2 separate regions of the Homo sapiens genome follow, and region 1 is linked to region 2. Evidence: chromatin contacts called from ENCODE Hi-C data. All regions are on one chromosome and are shown on one strand. The core of a region is the stretch at or near the end of the contact, and the rest is flanking DNA. Distances in the headings are between cores, read along the strand shown.

Region 1 (7,578 bases), core at 1,189-3,688, 5.4 Mb before region 2:
AAGATACTACTTTATTAAAGTGTTGTATTAAGAATAGCACTGCCCTTCAAATAAACATTAAAGAATTTTTACAGAGCCTTGGAATTAGACTTACCGAAAGGGATTGTATAGGTCAGAATTCAACATCCTAGTTTTTCAGATAAAGATACTGAGAATTCAAAATTGTAATGTCTGTGGTTACACAGATATTAAGTGGCAATGCAAGACTGGAACCTTGGTTACAATTATAAGGGCTGTGCTCACGCTACTATATTTCTCAGACATTCTGTTTTCATCCTTGGAATTTCAGAGAGAGTGAAGGCAATGAGGGTTAAGTGTTGTGTGCATGCCTATGTGTTTTGGGGAAGGAAGGTGGCCACAAATAATTAAGTGTGGTGACCTATATACTATTGTGCTTCCCATCAAGGTTGCCCATAGGTCATCTGAAAGCTATTCACTATCTTACAGAACAAAATTGGATGAATAGCTGACAATTAGATACCTCTATTCCTTTCTTCTCCTTTCTTTAGTATCTGCCCCAGCCCTACCCAGAAAGTTTTAGAAAGATAATAAGTGAAAGCAGAATCAGAGAGCAAGAGGCTCTATGACTTAACCTAAATGAACAGAGGGTCAATGTGTCCTCTTCATTTCCAAGAATGCCACATTCTGGTCAAATACAGAGCACAACTTCAATGACTGGACTTCACCCTCTGGTGGCCAAAATGTGTCACTACTACATTTCCCAGTTTCTAAGCCACCTGCATACCTATCTTCAAATCTTATAGCTGAAGCCAGGCACAGTGGCTCACGCAGGCAATCCCAGCACTCTGGGAAGCCGAGGTGGGAGTACTGCCTGAGGCCAGGAGTTCAAGACCAGCCTGGGCAACTTAGCAAGACTCTGTCTCTAAAAAATTAAAACAAGATAAAAAATTAGCTGGGAACGGTAGCACATACCTGTAACCCTCACTACTTGGAAGGCTGAGAGGGAGGGAGACTGCTTGAGCCCATGAATTTGAGGGTGCAGTGAACTATGATTGTGACACTGTACTCCAGCCTGGGTGACAGAGCAAGACCCAGTCTCAAAACAAACCAACAAAAAGCTTATAGCTGAAAAGAGCCTTTGAAAATCATCTGGTTGAGGGATTTATCTAAGACTATTAGAGTGGTAGTAACTAAGACCAGAACCCAGATTGTCTATCAACTAAACTAGCAGTTTTACCACCATTATAGCAGTATTATCAGTTTTCCACCGAGTATATGCTCACAATATATGCTGAGCAAAGTTTAATCAGGAAGTTAATTGTGCTGAAGAAATAATCACATAATGCACATCAAATCCAAATATATTATCCACACTAATACTCATTACCATTAAGGATAAATGATCAGGGTGATTTTTCCATCCCATTCCCCCAAAAATGTGCCTCATACACTGGACAAGACTTCTACTGTGACTATTCTTGGCACAAGAAAAAAACTTCAAACAATTCCCAAAAAAAAGCACTCACTCCAAAAAAAAAAAAAAAAAAAGGTTGTGTTAGGTGAGTAATAAGGAATGACAATTCTTCGAGCTGTTAGTTTTACATATTCCCTAAGCTCATATAAAGGCTGATTTATTTGCATTAAGCAAATACATTTTAGAATAACTAGTTTTGTACACTCATTTGCAAAGCTATCTTAAACCAAGACAAAGATTCTTATCTTTCATTTTAAAAAGTCTTTTTATAGTTTCTACTTAGTTAAGAAAGAACTATTAAGCCATGCCCAAGAGAACAATGACATATTTTTCAAAATCTGCCGCGATGAACCATGTCTAATTGTGTTTTCTGTTTCATTACAGTTTAGGCCCTACAAGCAAAAGTGAAGTAGTGGTAGAGCAGTGATTTAGTAGTAGTAGAGGAAGAGAAAGAAGAATAATCAGCTACCATTTACAGAGTGCTTACTACATGACAGGGACTGTGGTAAACATTGTATATACATTATCTCATTTGGTTCCAACTATAGTACTAAGAGATAGCTATGATTATCCCAATTTTATATAGGAGAAATCTGAAGCTTAAATAACTAAAGATCACACAACTTCTAAGTGTTGGTTAGGATTTCAAAGTCCCTGCACTTAACTACTAGACTAGACTGCCTGATATTCAGCAGAATGGTCTCACAATGATGCATTAGTTTCATAAATATTCACAATTTGCTTAGAATCCATGTAACTGCAAAACAACCAAAAAGAGTTCAAAGACTGCTGCCGTAAAAGGAGAAAACCAAGTAAGATAAGAATGAAAGATCTTTAATGCTTTCATGGCATGCCTATTTCCAATAACCTTCCAGACTTAAAAAGGCTGACAATAATTCACTGTTGTCTCTGAAACTTCCTCATTCACCTTGCCTCACCCTCAAAAGCCATATGGTAAAGAACCTCACCAGGTGTCAGGAGAGGAACACCCTCTCTTCTATTCCGCATAAGAATAATCTCTATACTTCTTCCTACCAACTCCTCCAAGCATTTGAAAATGCTGCCCTTCTCTACTTTCCTTCTCCAGAGGCACATTTCAACATGGGACCACCAACCAGTGAAACTGGTAACACAGTTCTCACCCTGGCAGAAGCTCAAAGTAGAATGTAGAGTATACGTTCAAATCTTGGGTCTAAAACAGAAGAAACCTGTACATCAAATACCAACTGCAGATGGTATTTTCAGATGCAATCTTAAACAGAATATAATACAGTATTTTAATATTAGTCTGCCTCTGCCTTGGACATTTATATTTACTGCCTCTGCCTCTCTGCCTGCAGCTGGACAAAGAATACAGCTTGCACAACTGGAAGAAACATTTCATGAAAAAACTGAGTATCAAGACAACAAAAGATACAAGATACATGATTCCAGTAGGATCTTGGAGGTCCCAAAATATATAAATAAACTGGCATGAAAAGGTCTTTCTCACGACATAACACAATTCATGCCCCCAGCTTATTTTATACTACACTGGCTATAGTCGTCATGCATCAGCACCAACTGATTTCACGCTTTATAGGCTGGGAAACAGTCCGCAGCTTAGTCTTTTTCACACTCCACTGACAAGGTAACCACACAGCTCACCGACTTAACTGCTCCAAGTTTAATGTTAGCACCTATTATTGACCACCTCAAAAGGCAGTCAGATAAAAGCTTTAATATACCGAACAATGGCAATATAATATGTAATACAAAGGTAGAGAGAAAAGTTTGCTTCCTACTCTGCATATGTAACTGGCGGTAGGGGGCAGGGAGAGAAGAAAAAAACTCCCTCTTAAAACTTCTTTCCCTCAATACACATCTGGAGGTTGGTCTGCTTCTACAGTTATTTGAAATTAGTTCCTCTCCTGGGTCTATTCTGGGTTTAACTGACATCCTATAGTTGACAATAAAGGAGCTCAAATGGATAAAGCTTTGGGGGCTTTACCTCAACCTTGACATGCATTAAACTTGATTTCTTTTCCTCTTTAAGATTCACAGAGTAAAGCTAATAAACCACTGGGTAAATTTTGAAAGTAGAAGCCACCAGACTCAATCTCAGCTAAGTGTCATATATGTTATCTCATTTTATCCCAACTACAATACTAAGAGGTAGCTATTATTATCCCAACTTTACAGATGAAAAATCTGAAACTTAAGTTACTTAAGATTACACAGTTTCCAAGTGCTGGATAGGATTTCAAAGTCCGTGGATTGGATTTCAAAGTCCCTGCATCTAACTACTACTGTAAGACTAAAACACATATCTTCTAAAAATTATGTTGGGGTAAAAATGCATAGCCCAGAATGCTAGTCTGGCTACAGCCAAAGGTTCATTGTAGCAAAGCTATTTATTTTGTATGTATGTTTGTAAAAATGCATAGCACAGAACAGTTTAATTTTTAAAATACCAAATCACAGTAACAACAAAAATGAATACTTATAAATGAGGTAGAGTCTGTCTGTTAGAGAAATAGCTACAGCTCCGTATCTATCACCTCCCTCCTTGGAGCTATACCAGCAGGTGTGAAATGTGCCTGGTGAGAAACTGAGAAACCAAAAGCAAGTTTCAGGCAAAGAAAACATTAACAAGTTAATAAATTTAAGAGTTTCTCTTCTATGCAGTTTCAAAGTTTATTCATTAGAGTTCCAAGAATAACAAATAATTACAATACAGTAAAATCTTCAAAGCAACGTTACTTTAAGGAACAGAATGCCTGTACACAGGGCTACAGAAGGCTTTCAAGAAGAATCATGTCCTGAACGAACATGGCTCAGGTATTTAAACTGAATTCTTATCTAGTATTCTTATGATACAAAGAGAAAGATAATTGTTAAAGATGGGTAAAAGCTAACAATAGGCAATGGCATTTTTTTTTTACCATCAAATACTTATTAAGTGCACATATTGTATTGACATCACTGCTGGGGTAGTAGAAATTATAAAGTAGGGGTCAGGCGCGGTGGCTCACGCCTGTAATCCCAGCACTTTGGGAGGCTGAGGTGGGCAGATCAGGAGGTCAGGAGATCGAGACCATCCTGGCTAACACGGTGAAACCCCATTTCTACTAAAAATACAAAAAATTAGCCAGGCATGGTGGCACGCACCTGTAGTCCCAGCTACTCGGGAGGCTGAGGCAGGAGAATCGCTTGAACCTGGGAGGCAGAAGTTGCAGTAAGCCGAGAGAGTAAAAATGAAGCTTCCCCTTAAGATGTCTCTACCTAATTGGAAAGATTGTTTTAATGTTGTTTTAAGGGAATATATGTCTCTAACTACCAAATAAAGAGAAAAGCAGTAAATGATAGAAACCAGAGGAGAAAAATATCACTAAGGGCTTGGAATGGGTGAGGAAAATGTCATAAAGTGGGTGGAACTGAGGCTAGGCCTTTAGAAACAGATTTAGAAGTTCAGACACAGAACTGAGGGGAGATATTACAAGTGGAAAGAATAGACTCAACATGTGAAGACGCAAAAAGTCAGAGTGTTATTTTGGAGACTTACAGAAACTGGTTGTCTTAGTTCATGCTGCTATAACAAAGTACCACAGACTGGGTGGCTTAAAAACAACAAAAATTTCTCACAATTCTAATAGCTAGAAGTCCAAGATCAGGGTGCCAGCATGGCCTGGTTCCGGAGCAGGCCCTCTTCCAGGTTGCAGTAGGTTGATTTCCCATTGTATTCTCATACAGCAGAAACAGAGCAAGCTAGCTCCCTGGCTTCTTCTTGGTTTGTTTGTTTGATTTTTGAGACAGAGTTTTCACTCTTGCTGCCCAGACTGCAGTGCAATGGTACAGTCCTAGCTCACTGCAACCTCCACCTCCGGGTTCAAGTGATTCTCCTGCCTCAGCTTCCCAAGCAGCTGGGATTACAGGCATGTGCCACCAGGCCAGCTAATTTTTTGTATTTAGTAGAGATGGGGTTTCACCATGTTGGTCAGGCTGGTTTCGAACTCCTGACCTCAGGTGAGCCACCCGCCTTGGCCTCCCAAAGTGCTGGGATTACAGGCATGAGCCATCGCACCTGGTCCCTGGCTTCTTCCTATAGGGGAAGCCATGTCATTCATGAGGGCTCCACCTTCATGACTAAATTACATCCCAAAGGCCCCACCTCCAACACCATCACATTGGGGACCAGATTTCAACATATGAGTTTAGGGGGAACACAAACATTCAGTCCCCAATATTAGTCTGGCTACAGCCAAAGGTTCATTGTAGCAAAGCTATTTACTTTGTATAACTATTCTCATACTGAAAGAAAGAACTGAACCATAACTTGCCCACATTAAATTCCACTCCACAATCCAAATAATATCCAGAAATTCTTGTCTTTGATGTCTGACAATGCTTGCTATAAAAACAGTAACAGCGGATAGCATACGTATCAAATCAATCCAATAAATAAATAACAAGATGTACATTTGTCTGAGATAAAGGCCTAGCCATTGTGGATCTAAATATGGTAACTGGCCTTACTACTACTATAATAATTCCTGGAAAAGATAAGCCCTATCCCCATTACCCTTACCTTTATAGTTTCATTTCCTGGTATGATGTGGTATTTCTAGTCTCCTCAAAAGTTTTAATTCCATCCAACCCATACTTTCATCAATAGAACATAGAACCTTACAGGGTTTTTTGTTATTTGATTTTTTGAGACAGAGTCTCATTCTGTCGCCCAGGCTGGAAGTGCACTGGCGCAATCTCAGCTCACTGCAACATCCGCCTGCCTGGCTCAAGCAAGGAATAGCTTGTCTCAGCCTCCAGAATAGCTGGGATTACAGGCGTACACCACCATGCCCAGCTAATATTTTATATTTATAGTAGAGACAGGGTTTCCCTGTGTTGGCCAGGCTGGTCTCGAACTCCTGGCCTCAAGTGATCTGCCCACCTGGGCCTCCCAAAGTGCTGGGATTACGGGGGTGAGCTGCCATGCCCAGGCAACTTTACAGTTTTGATGACAGAATCAATAACACCTTGAAAGGAAAGGTGAAATACACTATTTCCACCCCACCTTCTAGCTGTTTATTTCACAGCTGTATTAGCAGAACCCAACAACTAAAACACCTTCCATTCAAATTGCCCACAAAACTTAGAAACTGCTCTGCTCTTCTCTCACTTCTTCCCCTCCCCACCTCCTCTAACTTACACACAACCACCTCACTCTGCTGTCCATCTTCCCCAACTGCTGCCCAACAATTCACAGGCTGTCACAGATTGTCAGCACTGCATCTGGGGACTTGAGAAGTACTCTTGTGGGACAGCACAGTGTGTTAGTACAGCATTTTCCCAGACACAGTGTCACTCTTTATAGCCAGCTGCAAATTAGTTTCTTCTTAAAAAAAAAAATAATACTCCTAATAAGACAGGTACAAGGAGATTTCAAATAACCAAGATTAAAACTCACTTTGATTTGCTCTGAGATGTAGGCCTTTTCAGTCATCCACAATGAAATCCTATGCTTCTACTCACATGAGCCATGCAAAACATCCAGAAATACCTAAGACAGTATTCTGATGCTGACAAAAGCAAGAAGACTAAGAAAAAACAAATCTAAGGATAATCTTGTTCCTCTCTTTTTTCTGTGCCTATAGTTCCTCATCCCTGGATTCTATTTGAGACTAATTTGTTTGAACTCAGCTCTCAACATCAACATTTATTTCTCACTGTGTTTAGCTGCACAAAACTATTTAAGAGAAAATTCGGCAAATCACCATTATCATGTCATAGTTTCCATCCAATTTTTGCAATGTGCGTCAGCAGCACATGAGTATATTTATCTTCTGACGGTTGCTGTGACCAACCCTCTGGTTACCCCTAAAGCTATCACCCTGCACATCGGCTGGCCCATCGTCACTGGCTACACAGGAGAGTCAGAAGCTGGAATATACTCAAAAGATCATCATTAGATGTGAGTAAGAAAGCCTCTCACAAAACAGCAGGTCATATCAACTTACTAAATCTTCCTTGAAAAAAAAATTTTTTTAACTGACAACAAATACTTATAGGGTAATATTTAAAAGTTAAAATCAGCTATCTTTTTTCATTTCTAAGTTATTTAATAACATTATTCATTCTGTTTTATAATACTTTACTATTTAAAT
Region 2 (6,815 bases), core at 573-3,072:
GAACCCAGGAGGTGGAAGTTGCAGTGAGCCAAGATCATGACACTGCACTCCAGCTTGGGCAACAGAGCAAGACCTTGTCTTAAAAAAAAAAAAAATAGCAGATGCATGGGCATCTTGGCTTAGAAAGGGACACGTGACCCAATCTTGGCCAATGAGACATGAGGGGCGGGGTGCTGATGTCTGCAAGGAAGCTGCTAGGAAGAATTTTACTCCATGATCAGAAGAGAAGCTTGAGAATTTGGGGGTTGGGGAATGGCTTTTTGGGTTTTGGAGGTGGTTGTTATGTGATGACTGGAACTATGGCAGCTGTCTTGAACCACAAGAGGACAAGTTGAGTAAAACATAGCAGAAAGAGTCTGTGTGCAAAATCAATAAGCCACTTCCCAGCCCTGGAATGCCCTACCTCCATCCAGACACTGTGTTTGGAATATAATAAGCAATAAATATAAGCCACCTTTTAGTAAGGATTCTGTATTTATAGGCCAAAACATCCTAACTGATGCTCAGGTCATTAAAAAGACAATTCAACTTTGTCCAACTTTTGTTCATTTGTCCAACTTTTCAATGGACAAACAATACAAACAGAAAACTCACAGAGGAGGAGATACAGGTAACTAAAACACATCTTTAAAAGATGTTCAGTTTTGTGAATAACAAAGGAAACACAAATGAAAACAAATTTTTTTGCCTATCAGCTCTATAAAATTTGCTAATACTAAGGCTGATACATGTTTGGGGAAACAAGACTTTTCTGACTTTTGGGTAGATTGCAAGCTGTTACACTGGTACTCAATTTAGCAATGCATGTTAAAATTTCAAGGGTATGTACCTTTAACCCAACAATTCTACAGAAATACACATAAGCACAAAAATGTTTGCACAAGGATGTTCAGTAGTACTGTACTGTTTGTTAAACCAAAAAAAAAAAAAAAGGCTGAAATAGTCCAAAGTCTACCAATAAGAAACTGAGTAAATAAATTATAGCACATTATTCTGTGGAATAGCCACAGCCGCTCAAAATAAGAAGGTAAATCTGTATATACTGACATTTAAATCTATACAACATATACTATGAAGGAAATCACGTAAGTTTCAGAAGAGTATGTGTACATCCCATTATCTTTTTCTTTTTTATGATGCTTTTATTGTACTGAAATAAATCTTAGAACAGCATACAACAAACAAATTATCATTAGTAGCCTTAATATGAAGGTCTGAAAATTTAAACTTTATACGTTTCTGTGCATAGGGGTGTGTGTATGTGTATGTGTAAAGAAAACACATTTATTGCTATTATAATTGGAAAAAAAGAAGTTTAATCTCATCAATCTAACAGAAAGTGCTGGTCTTCACTTAGCAGTCACAGTTATCCTAAGAGGGCTGTAGGCAAATGTCCCAATTCTATTCCTAGTCAAGGGGAAGCCCAGGATACCAGAGACACACAGGGAATCTGCGTCCTGCTTAGGATTTGAGGGTGAGGTGAAACTGACCCTGTGGCCATTAAGAGGAGTCTAAGAAACAGATCTGAGTGGCTGTGGCTATTCCACACTATCATGTGCTATTATACTAAGGGCAAAAGCTGAAAAGACAGCCTAAGAGCCCATGCCAGGGACAGAGAGGCAAAATCCAATGGATGGGAACCTGTGGCACCAACCCTAAGCCAGCAGCACTGAATGGAGGTGACTGGTGTCTCCAAAGTGATTCTCTAAACAGCTGAGGCAGAGTGTGGCTCACAGGACACCTGCCACCTCACGGTCTGGATCGGAGGAAGCTATGAAGATAGCAAGCTATCAGTGAATAACTGACGTATAAAGAAGCAATAAAGTCTCTCTGGCCAAGTGAGGCAAAAAAAAAACAGCAACAAACCCTTAGGCTGATTGCAATTTTCTATGCAAAATTGTTTCAGATTTTAAAAAAGAAAAAGAAAAACCATTTACCTTCTTAAAGCATACAATTTTTTAGGTGTAACTTAAATTTCTTTCCGGTCATAGGCCTGTGAAAGTTCGCATACTTCCTGATGCAAATCATTTTTTTAAGAGTGCCTCATTCTATTCCACTGGCTCAAAGAGATTGTACAGAATCAAGCTCTCTCCCTCTTCCTTTAACACCTGCTTTTGGTAAATGAGCATCATATGAGAGACTTGCCACAAAATGATACCCCAAACTCCTGAAGAATTGAGCTGAGAGGGAGAAGTCCGCTCCACCCTTTCTCTCTCCAGAAAACTGTCTGTCCAAAGCCTCTGGGGCAGCCAGCCATATCCTAGTGCAGCAGGGCTGGGTGAGAAGTCCTTTTTAGGCAAGGCATTAAAAAGAGTTGGCTGAGCAGATCTAAAAACCCTTGGTCAACAGGGCGGAGCCAGGCCTGAGGCAGAAGTATTACTTCACAGTTGCATTGGCTTCCTGTGGCCGCCAATAGAGGCAGCATCTGGCAGAAAGCCCACCACAGAGAAGAGGGAACTCCACGGAGAAGAAAATAGTAACGAGGCCCCAAAGGTGGAAGTACAGCCTGAGAAACTTTGCCCAGCCTGGGACTGGCTGCCCTGCCAGCTAGTCTTGCTGCTCTGCAGGGCCTGGGGCGTGGTATCCCCTCAGACTTTAAAATCCTGATATCCCTCCAATGGGGAGCACTTTTTATAAGCGCTCTTCATATATTCTTTAATCTGTGTCATTTATTCCATACCATGAAGCTATGAGGCAGGTGCTATTATTAACTTCATTTTTCAGATGGGAACACTGAAACGCAGAGGTGAAATAATTGCCCCAGGACACAGGGAAGTCAAGGTTTGAAACCCCCACATGGCCAGCCCTGAAGCCCAGACTACTGAGACCGCAGCAACTGAGTTCTCAAGTGAAAATCAAGAAGATGAGGTAAGGGTTAGTGCTACCTCCAACTGACACTGTGGATTGGGGCAATCTTGCCTCCTCCCTCATAGGTAATATTTTGGGTTTTCCTTCCTTGCACATAACCAGGCAAATGACTGCAATTCTAAAAAGATACAAATATAAAAACAAGAAGTGAAACAGTGCAGACACCTGAAACCCAAAACCCAACCATTTCTGAAAGCGCGAGCTAGCGGAGCTGCCGCACAACAGAAATAGTTGTGTCCTGTTTAGATAGGCTTTGTTTTGCTACATGGCTGCGTTTGCAGTGAAGTGATATCAAGTCCTGAGGGCCCACTCCTTTGATGAGTTAAACACACAAAGGCCTACATTTTGATGTAATCTGATAGCATGTAGCTAAGTCCTAGACAAACTGCAACTGTGAGGAAGTGATAAACCCAACTTCCTGCACAAAGCTGCCTGAGATAACACTTTCCATGGACTGGAAGGAAAAAAAAAGAGAGAGAGACATGATTGCTACAGAATTTTAAAGGAACTATTCCATTCTTAATAAATAACCTCTTTTTCATGTGGTCCCAGAAAAACGAAACAAAGCTGATTGTCATCCAATGACTCTGTCGTAATTCCACATATGATTTAATTCCGATTTTACTCAGGCAAAATCGGTCACTTGAGATTCACTTGCTTTTCTCTGTTAAGGATACTACAGTTCTAACTTGAAATCTCAGTTATCTTCTTAGCCAAGAGAATGTCTCTGAAATTTTACAAGAAGTCAGATTGAGAGAACTGAGGTTGCATTAACTGGCTCCTGGGGTTCTCACTGAGCCCCTAAAGAGGCCCATTCAGTTTGAATAAACACACATTGGAATCCTTGCCAACTTATCCAAGGGCCAATAGCTGTTTCTACAATACCAAAACAGGGTCAACGTGGCAATTTCACTAAGTGTTTATGTAGGTTGTGTCATATAGAAACAACCAATAAGAGCAGATTGTGCTGGGAATTTTCTGCGAATGCATTCATTCATTCATTTAGTAAATTTTTTTTTTTGTTTTTGAAATGAGTCTCACTTTATCACCCAGACTGGAGTACAGTGGTGCAGTCTCAGCTCACTGCAGCCTCCGCCTCCTGGGTTCAAGCTATGCTCCTCCATCTGCCTCCCAAGTAGCTGAGATTACAGGCGTCTGCCACCATGCCTGGCTAATTTTTGTATTTTTAGTAGAGACAGGGTTTCACCACGTTGGCCAGGCTGATCTCGAACTCTTGACCTCAAGTGATCTGCCTGCCTGGGCCTCCCAAAGTGCTGGGATTACAGGCGTGAGCCACCGCACCTGGCCAGTAAATATTGAGTGCTTACTACGTGCTAGGAAATGCAGTGGTAAACAAAAAAGAGATAGCCCCTGACCTCATGGACTTCCCAGTCTAGTTAGAGAAGCAGATATTAAACACGCAAATAATGTTAAGTGCTCTGAAGAGAAAGAATAGGGTGGTCCAATTTCCGTTTAGATGAGGTGGTCAGTGGAGGCCCAAATATTAATACCAGTGGAGGCCCAACTGATGATGTGGTATTCAGGCCTGAATCATCCAAACGACCAATGAATGAAGGAAGACAGCTCCAGTAGAGAAAACAGTCTATTCGCAAGTCCTGAGTTAGGAAAGAGTTTTGTGCCTTTGAGGAACTAAAGGAAAGCCTGTGTGTCCAAAATAAATTACATGAAGAGAGAGGATAGGATAGGAGGCTGGAAAGGAAGGCGGATCCAGAAAGTGCAGGGCCTGGTAGGCGTGAAGTGTGGCTTTAGACTGAGTGTGGTGGGGAAACATTGCACTAATACTGCTTGACAGGATGGGTGTGGTGGCTCACGCCTGTAATTCCAGCACTGTGGGAGGCCGAGGTGGGTGGATCATTTGAGATCAGGAGTTCGAGACCAGCCTGGCCAACATGGTGAAACCCTGTCTCTACTAAAAATACAAAAATTAGCCAAGTATGGTGGGACACGCCTGTAATCCCAGCTACTCAGGAGGCTGAGGCAGGAGAATCGCTTGAACCTGGGAGGCAGAGGTTGCAGTGAGCTGAGATCCCACCACTGCACTCCAGCCTGGGCAACAAAAGCAAGACTCTGTCTCAAAAAAAAAAAAAAAATGGCTGGGTGTGGTGGCTTACACCTGTAATCCCAGTACTTTGGGAGGCCGAGATGGGTGAATCATTTGAGGTCAGTAGTTCGAGATCAGCCTGGCCAACATAGAGAAACCCTGCCTCTACTAAAAATATAAAAATTGGCCAGGCGTGGTGGCAGGCCCCAGCTACTCGGGAGGCTGAGGCAGGAGAATTCCTTGAACCCGGGAGGCGGAGGCTGCAGTGAGCTGAGATCGTGCCACTGCACTCCAGCTTGGGCAACAGAGCGAGACTCCATCTTAATAAAAAAAAAAAAATGCTGTTGACCTCTCATCGTGTTCTGCTCCTAGATTGTTTTCTAGGCAAGGATCTCAAAAAGAATGCAGCAGTCCTAAAGGCCTTTGAGAAAAATTGTGAGATGAAATTCCTCCAGGTAATTTGGGACATCAAAGATATTCCCTTAAATTCAGTCAGTTCAGCCAAACCACACACCAGGATGGGGAAAAAAATCAGGACAATAAAAAAAATTAATCACTTGGATCACTTGTCATTTTACCATTTAAATATGATTCTAGAGTCACATGGTTCTTACATAGAGATAGGAAGTTAGCAGTCATGTGGACCAATTCTTTCTCATTTTACAAGGGAAGTAATTGAGGCCCAGAAAGCACATGGCCTTATCTCCTGGCTCCAGGCAATCTCCACCATATAAAGCTGCCTCTGAAGAACAGAAGTCAGGGCTGCCACACTTTCTTTCCCTTTCTCCTTCTCTGAGTGGGACCTAGAATTCAGAATCTGTTTCTAGATTGCTAAGTGATCTGTGGCATGCTACTTACCTCCAAGGCTTACTCTCTCTCTCTGATTCTTTATAATAATAATAATAATTATTATTATTATTATTATTTGTCTGGCGATGGGGGTCTCATTATGTTGACCAGGCTGGTCTCAAACTTCTGGCCTCAAGCAGTCCTCCTGCCTGGTCTGTGTATTGAGCTTCCACACTGGACTTCAGAGATTCCTTTGCTGAAGTTATTGGGATGGGAAAATCAACAGCTCAGTGTTCAGAATTGCACCAGCCAATCACTGAGGACAGAGGGCCTGGAAACCTGGGATTGGAAAGTGCAAAACTAATTTCAGGTTCTCCCCACTTTGAGTCTTCTCAATGTGTTGGTTTCATTCCACAATCAAATGTCCTAAAGGGCTTTAAGGTACAGGTTAATAAAATTTCTGTCCCCGCCTGTCATGTGTATTTCCAAGTCCTAACCCTTGTATCTCTGAGAACCTACTCTATGTAAGCCCCACTCATTACCCGGCCCTCAACTCTGGGGATTTTGAAGTGCTGGGTATGATTAGAAGTTTGCTTTTCATTCTTAAGCTCCTGATAAAAGATCCTACACTCCTTCAAGTGAAGGTGAAGAGCTTGCTGGTCTGAGATTGAATTGAGTCATTTAAAAATGTTGACACCTCCAGAACAAATCAGACTTTGCCTGTGCTATTCTGGTAGCTTTCCTCTTGGGGTTGACTGGACTCCTGCTTTATAGTCGCTGTCTGATCTTGGTAGGATTTCATTTAGTTGACCTCAGGCAAAATCCTTTACCTCTCTAGCCTCCACTCCCCTTTGGATGATGCCTTAGGCCCCGGCATTTCCAACATTCTACATGTTCAAGACAAATCAGGCCAGGCGCGGTGGCTCATGCCTGTAATCCCAGCACTTTGGGAGGCCGAGGCGGGCGGATCACAAGGTCAGGAGATCGAGACCATCCTGGCTAACATGGTGAAACCCCGTCTCTACTAAAAAATGCAAAAAAAAATTAGCCGGGCGTGGTGGCAGGCGCCTGTAGTCCCAGCTACTCGGGAGGCTGA

Evidence for each region. Hi-C counts contacts between places; a loop is a spot of excess contacts on that map. Pooled maps may share reads with other maps.
Region 1: a map with no recorded cell type shows a loop between it and region 2 (18-fold over the local background). The contact joins two enhancer-like sites. A Hi-C loop is called at or near these places in 3 of 37 single-sample maps with no recorded cell type and 1 of 50 pooled maps.

The regions. Positions count from the first base shown.
Region 1 is chr10:98,163,816-98,171,393 of GRCh38, reverse strand. The region is part of intron 4 of R3HCC1L (R3H domain and coiled-coil containing 1 like); the gene reads right to left. Among named protein-coding and RNA genes, the nearest start is that of R3HCC1L, 33 kb to the right of the region's middle. RefSeq lists an enhancer at 743-792. Within about 2 kb of position 2,438, at least 2 of the 41 ENCODE cell types and tissues checked have a DNase peak (open chromatin) inside an H3K27ac peak, as active enhancers do.
Region 2 is chr10:92,752,863-92,759,677 of GRCh38, reverse strand. No RefSeq gene overlaps it. Among named protein-coding and RNA genes, the nearest start is that of HHEX, 66 kb to the right of the region's middle. RefSeq lists cis regulatory regions at 2,139-2,631, 3,260-3,277, 2,794-3,475 and enhancers at 2,455-2,654, 3,196-3,340, 1,446-5,439. Within about 2 kb of position 1,822, at least 24 of the 41 ENCODE cell types and tissues checked have a DNase peak (open chromatin) inside an H3K27ac peak, as active enhancers do.